Regions from separate parts of the Homo sapiens genome. Here all the other regions are linked to region 2. A link is a loop called in an ENCODE intact Hi-C map of the cell type or tissue named here. Cell type or tissue: gastrocnemius medialis. All regions are shown on one strand.

What was found. A loop is a pair of places that touch in the nucleus more often than their neighbours do. Peaks named below come from ENCODE experiments on the same cell type or tissue, not always from the same donor. Only the 100,000 strongest peaks of a DNase experiment are listed, where the experiment ranks them.
Region 1: it touches region 2 in a loop (5-fold over the local background); 46 of 110 quality-filtered maps call a loop at or near these places.
Region 3: a loop joins it to region 2, with 9 times the contacts of the local background. A loop is called at or near these places in 35 of 110 quality-filtered maps.

Annotation. Positions count from the first base shown.
Region 1 is chr17:47,499,322-47,501,821 of GRCh38, reverse strand. No RefSeq gene overlaps it. Among named protein-coding and RNA genes, the nearest start is that of NPEPPS, 31 kb to the left of the region's middle. In gastrocnemius medialis, a CTCF peak has its summit at 988 (motif pointing left); no DNase peak of the experiment used is centred here; H3K27ac peaks cover 250 bases.
Region 2 is chr17:47,614,751-47,617,250 of GRCh38, reverse strand. All of the region lies in intron 19 of NPEPPS (aminopeptidase puromycin sensitive), which reads right to left. Among named protein-coding and RNA genes, the nearest start is that of KPNB1-DT, 33 kb to the left of the region's middle. RefSeq lists an enhancer at 769-1,270. In gastrocnemius medialis, a CTCF peak has its summit at 1,232 (motif pointing right); no DNase peak of the experiment used is centred here; H3K27ac peaks cover 718 bases.
Region 3 is chr17:47,361,245-47,363,744 of GRCh38, reverse strand. EFCAB13 (EF-hand calcium binding domain 13) reads right to left here. Exons shown (of 25, transcript NM_152347.5): 10 at 2,224-2,367. Among named protein-coding and RNA genes, the nearest start is that of EFCAB13, 39 kb to the right of the region's middle. RefSeq lists a silencer at 1,228-1,522. In gastrocnemius medialis, a CTCF peak has its summit at 1,395 (motif pointing left); no DNase peak of the experiment used is centred here.

The DNA.
Region 1 (2,500 bases), 120 kb after region 2:
GGAAATAGTGGAGCAAGATCTACATCAGTTGCCAGAGCCCCCACGAATTTCATTATGCCAAGCTTTCTTTGATTTGAAGTAATCAAAATGAAGAAAGCAAAATGATGTCCAAATAGTAGAGACTTCTTAAAAGCTTTTCAAGGGGCCGGGCGCGGTGGCTCACACCTGTAATCCTAGAACTTTGGGAGGTTGAGGCAGGCGGATCACCTGAGGTCAGGAGTTCGAGACCAGACTCAACATGGGGAAACCCCGTCTCTACTAAAAATACAAAATTAGCCGGGCGTAGTGGTGCATGCCTGTAATCTCAGCTACTCGGGAGGCTGAGGAAAGAGAATTGCTTGAACCTGGGAGGCCGAGGTTGCGGTGAGCCGAGATCGAGCCATTGCACACTAGCCTGGGCAACAAGAGTGAAACTCCGTTCTCAAAAAAAAAAAAAAGCCTTTTTTGAGATGGAGTCTCGCTCTGTCGCCCAGGCTGGAGTGCAGCAGCGCGATTTCGGCTCACTGCAAGCTCCGCCTCCTGGGTTCACGCCATTCTCTCGCCTCAGCCTCCCGAGTAGCTGGGACTACAGGCGCCCGCGACCACGCCCGGCTAATTTTTTGTTTTTGTATTTTTAGTAGAGACGGGGATTCACCACGTTAGCCAGGATGGTCTCAATCTCCTGACCTCGTGATCCGCCCGCCTTGGCCTCCCAAAGTGCTGGGATTACAGGCGTGAGCCACCGCACCCGGCTGAGCAATTTTTTAAAATTAATTTTTTTTATTTCAATAGCTTTTGGGGTACAAGTGGTTTTGGTTACATGGATGATTTGTATAGTGGTAAAGTCTGCGATTTTAATACACCAGTCACTCAAGTAGTGTACACTGTACCCAATATGTAGTTTTTTATCTCTCGCCCACCTCCCACTGGTAGTGAGGAATTAATGGAGATCCCTGAATCTCTCAACATAGGTATTTAAACATCCAGGAATTGGGTTTACACAGGCCTCCCTGCAGTCTGAGATCCGGTGCAGCCTTGGTACCCTCTAGTGGAAGTTTTCTGCATTCGCACAGCTTCCCTGTTTCCAATCCCAAAGAGCTGAGAAGGAAGCCTTCACCCAGCCACAGGAGAGCATCCCAAAAGAATGGTCAGCTGGAAGATAGACTTTTTTTGTTGTTTTTTTTTTTTTGAGATGGAGTCTTGCTCTGTTGCCCAGGCTGGAGTGCAATGGCACGATCTTGGCTCACTGCAACCTCCGCCTCCCAGGTTCAAGCAATTCTCCTGCCTCAACCTTTCAAATAGCTGGGACTACAGATGCACGCCGCCATACCCGGCTAATTTTTTGTATTTTAGTAGAGATACGGTTTCATCATGTTGCCCAGGCTGGTCTTGAACTCCTGAGCTCAGGCAATCCACCTGCCTCGGCCTCCCAAAGTGCTGGAATTACAGACGTGAGCCACCGTGCCTGCCCGGAAGGTAGATTTTTGTATAGCAGGGTCATGCAGGGTAGAGGAAGGAATACAGACTAGAGAAAATGTGTGCCAAGCACTTGGTTCACAAGGGACCCCCAAAATGAGTCACTGTCAGTATATAAATGAGCTTAGGCCTTTGTACATTATTAATAGGGGCTCAATATACATAACACAGGACTGGAGGCCTTTAGGGCTCTAGAGGGAGACTTTTTTTGAGACGGAGTATCGCTCTGTTGCCCAGGTTGGAGTGCAGTGGCATGATCTCGGCTCACTGCAACCTCCACCTGCCGGGTTCAAGTGATTCTCCTGCCTCAGCCTCCTGAGTAGCTGGGACTATAGGCACATGCCACCACGCCCAGCTGTATTTTTAGTAGAGATGGGGTTTCACTATCTTTGCCAGGCTGGTCTCAAACTCCTGACCTCGTGATCCACCCGCCTTGGCCTCCCAAAGTGCTGGGATTACAGGTGTGAGCCACTGTGCCCGGCTGAGACTTTTTTTTTTTTAATGGAGAAAATTAGTGATCAGAGAACAAAGTGACTTTGGGCAAAGCGATTTGCCAAAGGCCAAAGAGCAAATCAATGTCGGCAATGGTGGTACTAGAATCCATATCTCCTGTCTCCCAATCCAGAGGTGTTTCCACTCTATCGCACTTCCTTATTTGTGGTTGACTGATTTTAGCCATAAATTGGTGTGCATACAAGGACATAAAGGTTGTAGGTATAACAAGGAAATTGTTTCTGCCTTCATCTGCCCACAATCCATACATTTTTCATTCTTTCATCCAATAGGCACATTTATAGAGTGCCTATTCTTGCCACACTAGGCATTGCTTTTCAAGTTTGTGGACCCTTTTACAGGGTACTCCAGCATATGAGAAGAAGTTCCCAGGCTACTGGAACCCCATGCCTACAGCCCTCCAAGGCACTCCTGGAGCTTCTTTCCCAAGTTTCTAGCACTAAATTGTTAGGTTTATTTCTGTCTCCCTCCCCCTGGAGAGGTAATCCCTGGGAATGGAAGTGGGTTAGAAACAGATTACTCTGATCCAAGG
Region 2 (2,500 bases):
AATGCAGAATATCTGAAAGACAGAGAAGCATAAAGAAAAAAATAAAATTACTACTATATGTACATTAACAAATCTGGAAAGAGAGCATGTTATACATGCTGTTTTTGCTACCTGCTTTCTAAACTATAGGTAAGTTTTATTTTCCTCTTTATACTTTTCTAGTCTCTAAATCTTCCATAGTATATATGTATATAAAATCTTTTCATAGAAACAAAATGTTGTAATTCTTAAAAATTAGAACTATAAATGTATAAGAGCTATGTCTCCAAGACAATTTAGACTCTTTTGATCTTTTCTACCCCTTAAGATTTAACACTGACCAGAGTGTCTGGAGACCTCATCAAAGCTCTCAGTTTCCTCTTCCTTTCGACACTTTTTTTTTTTTCAATAAACAATTTTAATTTATAAGAAGTAGAGATGGGGTCTCGCTGTGTTGACCAGGCTGGTCTCTTTTTTTTTTTTTTTTGAGATGGAGTCTCGCTCTGTTGCCCATGCTGGAGTGCAATGGTGTTACCTCAGCTCACTACAACCACGCCTAGCTAATTTTTCTTTTCTTTTTTTTTTTTTGAGACGGAGTCTTACTCTGTCACCCAGGCTGGAGTGCAATGGCACAATATCGGCTCACCACAACCTCCACCTCCCAGGTTCAAGCAATGCTCCTGCCTCAGCCTCCTGAGTAGCTGGGACTACAGGCGCCCGCCACCACACCCGGCGAATTTTTGTATATTTAGTAGAGACAGGGTTTCACCATTTGGGCCAGGCTGGTCTTGAACTCCTGACCTTGTGATCCACACCCGCCTCGGCCTCCCAAAGTGCTGGGATTGCAGGCGTGAGCCACCGCGCCTGGCCTAATTTTTCTATTTTTAGTAGAGCCGGAGTTTCTCCATGTTGCCCAGGCTGGTCTTGAACTCCTGGCCTCAAGTGATCCTCCCATCCAAAGTGCTGGGATTACAGGCATGAACCACCACGCCTGGCCCCTTTGGACTCTAAGCAGCAGTGCAGTAAAATAGACAGGACCTTGGGAGATCTGGGTTCTAGTCCCAGTTTTGCCTCTAACTAGCTGTGTGATCTTGACTAAGTCCTTCATCCCTCTGGGTCTCAGTTTCCCCATGTGTAAAATGAGATGGGTGGACAGATAATTTCTAAGGCCCTTTTCAGCTCCAATATTCAAGGTCTGAACCTCTGGCTTTCAGGAAGCGTTTTCCTCCATAGAGAACTGTTATTCTAGTCCACTAGATGGCACTCTAACACCACATTTCAAATATACTATGAATTAATGTTTTTTAACTCTGCCACATTATTCCTAAATTACCATCATAAGACAACCCTCCTCATCTCTTACCAAGTGGCTTCTTGAAGAACCATGATTCGGCCTTCATTAGAGCTATTTCCATAGTGAAGCTGATTATCGTGAACTCTCTTGTGTTAAATAAATGCAAACTCTGAATAAATACACATACTTGTGGAAAATCTTAAAAGTGCCATGACATGAAAATATCAATGTATCTGCCATGAAATTTACAGAACCCCTATTTTTTTCCATATCATCATGGAATAGATGGAAAAAAATCAAATATCCCATTTCATACATATCATTTATAGTATACAGGTTCACAGAATATTAAGACTGAGAAGGGACCTTAATGTTCAGGTGGAAAGTAAACCCAAATTTAACTTTTTTTAGGGTCTTTTTTAAGATAGGGTCTTGCTCTGTCACGCAGGCTGGAGTGCAGTGGCACAATCATAGCTCCCTGCAGCCTTGAACTCCTGGGCTCAAGCGCTCCTCCTGCCTCAGCCTCCTGAGAAGCTGGAAATATAGGTGCATGCCACCGTGCCCAGCTCTCCCAAATATAACTTTTATATTCTTAGAAAGCAGGCCAGACATGGTGGCTCATGCCTATAATCCCAGCACTTTGGGAGGCCGAGTCGGGTGGATCACAAGGTCAGGAGTTCGAGGCCTGCCTGGCCAATATGGTAAAACCCCGTCTCTACTGAAAATACAAAAATTAGCTGGGTGTGGTGGCGGGTGCCTGTAGTCCCAGCTACTTGGGAGGCTGAGGCAGGAGAATCACGTGAACCCGGGAGGCAGAGGTTGCAGTGAGCCAAGATCGTGCCACTACACTCCAGCCTGGTGACAGAGTGAGACTCCGTCTCAAAAAAAAAAAAAAAAAAAAAAAGAAAGAAAGTAAACCTATTACAACATGGGTAAAGCAGTACATTTTGAGGTACAGTTTCTTAAAGTTTTTATTTTCAGACATCCTAATCATTTTTCAGAGGATTTGTTTAAAACCAAAATATCAGAATTTAGATCTGCAATTATGATCATTAGAGCTATTTCTACAGTGAAGCTGATTATCATGAACTCCCTGTAAGTCAGAAGAGTGTTGTTAATCCATGAAAGGTAGAGACAGTAAAGCACATTCCACTCCTGTCCTAAGCGTGGATCTTTTAACAAATGGGTTTTTAGGCACATTTTGCACATTTTATTTAATGATTAAAA
Region 3 (2,500 bases), 250 kb after region 2:
GTCATGTCTGATTATTTTTCTGCCATATTTACACAAACTGTTCCTTTGGCTTAAGATGTTTTTCTCACTCTTTGCTACCACCTTCAACTACTTAATTCATACTGATCCTTCAAGATTTAGCTCAGACATCAGCCCCTCTGATAATCTTTCCCTAAGGCTTCCAGTATGTATTAGCAGCCTATGTACACTCTATTATAGTATTTGCCATGGAGCATTTTAATTTTCGGTTTACTTGACTCTTTCCACACTTGAACGTGAGCTCCCTCAAAAAAAAAAAAAAAAGAAGTGTGTTTTATTCATCTTTGCATCACCTAGCACAGTTCCAGGCATAGTAGATATTAAATGACTGACTATCTGATTCATTAAGTGAATGAATCAGGCTGGGCCCAGTGGCTCATGCCTGTAATTCCAGCTACTCAGCAGGCTGAGGCAGGAGGATCACTTGCTTCCAGAAGTTTGAGACCAGCCTAGGAAACATAGCAAGACCTCATCTCTACAAAATAAAAATTAGCCTGGCATGATGGTGCACACCTATAGTCCTAGCTATTCAGGAAGATGAGGTGGGAGGATTATTGAGCCTAGGAGGTCAATATTACAGCAAGCTATGATCACAACACCGCACTACAGCCTGGGCAACAGAGTGAGACACTGTCTCTAAAAATAATAAAATAATTGTAGGGTCCAGCCCCACAGGGTCAGTGGGTTTTCTCCCCGTGTGCGGAGACGAGAGAGTGTAGAAATAAAGACACAAGACAAAGAGATAAAAGAAAAGACAGCTGGGCCCGGGGTACCACTACCACCAAGATGCGGAGACTGGTAGTGGCCCCGAATGCCAGGTTGCGCTGATATTTATTGGATACAAAACAAAGGGGCAGGGTAAGGAGTGTGAGCCATCTCCATTGATAGGTAAGGTCACATGGGTTACGTGTCCACTGGACAGGGGGCCCTTCCCTGCCTGGCAGCCAAGGCAGAGAGAGACAGACAGACAGACAGACAGCTTACGCCATTATTTCTGCTTTTAGTACTTTCACTAATTTGCTACTGCTATCTAAAAGGCAGAGCCAGGTGTACAGGATGGAACATGAAGGCAGACTAGGAGTGTGACCACTGAAGCACAACACCACAGGGAGACGGTTAGGCCTCCGGATAACTGCGGGCAGGCCTGACATCAGTCAGGCCCTCCGTCAGGCCCTCCACAAGAGGTGGAGGAGTAGAGTCTTCTCTAAACTCCCCCGGGGAAAGGGAGACTGCCTTTCCCAGTCTGCTAAGTAGCGGGTGTTTTTCCTTGACACTGACGCTACCGCTAGACCACGGTCTGCTTGGCAACAGACATCTTCCCAGACGCTGGCATTACCGGTAGACCAAGGAGCCCTCTGGTGGCCCTGTCCAGGCATAACAGAAGGCTCACACTCCTGTCTTCTGGTCATTTCTCACTATGTCCCCTCAGCTCCTATCTCTGTATGGCCTGATTTTTCCTAGGTTATGATTGTAGAGCGAGGATTATTATAATATTGAAATAAAGAGTAATTGCTACAAACTAATGATTAATTATATTCATATATAATCATATCAAAGATCTATATCTAGTATAACTATACTTATTTTACATATTTTATTATACTGGAACAGCTCGTGCCCTCAGTCTCTTGCCTCGGCACCTGGTTGGCTTGCCGCCCACAATAATAAAACAAATGAATCAATCAATTAATCACTAATTATGATAGGACATCCTCTGGTTACAAGTAAACATGTAATACAAAACACCTGCTAAATATTTTTATCATGTTTAAAGCAATCCACATTGTGCAGAGAGCAACTGAAGGGCATAGCAAAATTGTTTAATCAAAGCTACATAATAAAATTGAGAATTCAAGAAATTTAGGTCTTCTAACTTGTGGAGTCAATGCTCTTGATACTACAAGAAACTACTTCTCCACAAAGACCAGAAATGACTTGGAAAAGAGATGTAAGGCTGAATTTTTTAAAATTCATTTTATTCTTTAACCAAACATACCAAACTATAACAATTTTAGAAACCTCTCATTTAATTTTTCTAGACTATTTCTTACTATAGACACCAGTAAACAGTGTCAATGGCAAAAGGTAAGAATCAAGAGAAAAAAGGAGAAGCAAAGGACAGATCACAAAATTGATATCCGGAAAAAAATGTATAAATATATGCACATATATATGGACATATATATCTCAATGCAAATAACTCACTGTCAATATAGGTATGTTTTGTCACTTCTTCTAAAATTTCACGGTTTATAGGGATACCCATGCTATCCAAAACAGCAAACACGTCATCAGTTGAAACTCGACCACCTTTTATCCTACAGAAAATCTTCAAGGCATCCTGGAATGCTGCAAAAAAGAAATTATTATACCATGAGAATCAACAGCTTTTCTTGGAAAAGCAGTTGATTTTGTGTCAATAGCCTACTAAGGGAAAATAACTTTGTATAAGCACAGGGTTTTATAAATATTTATCTACAAG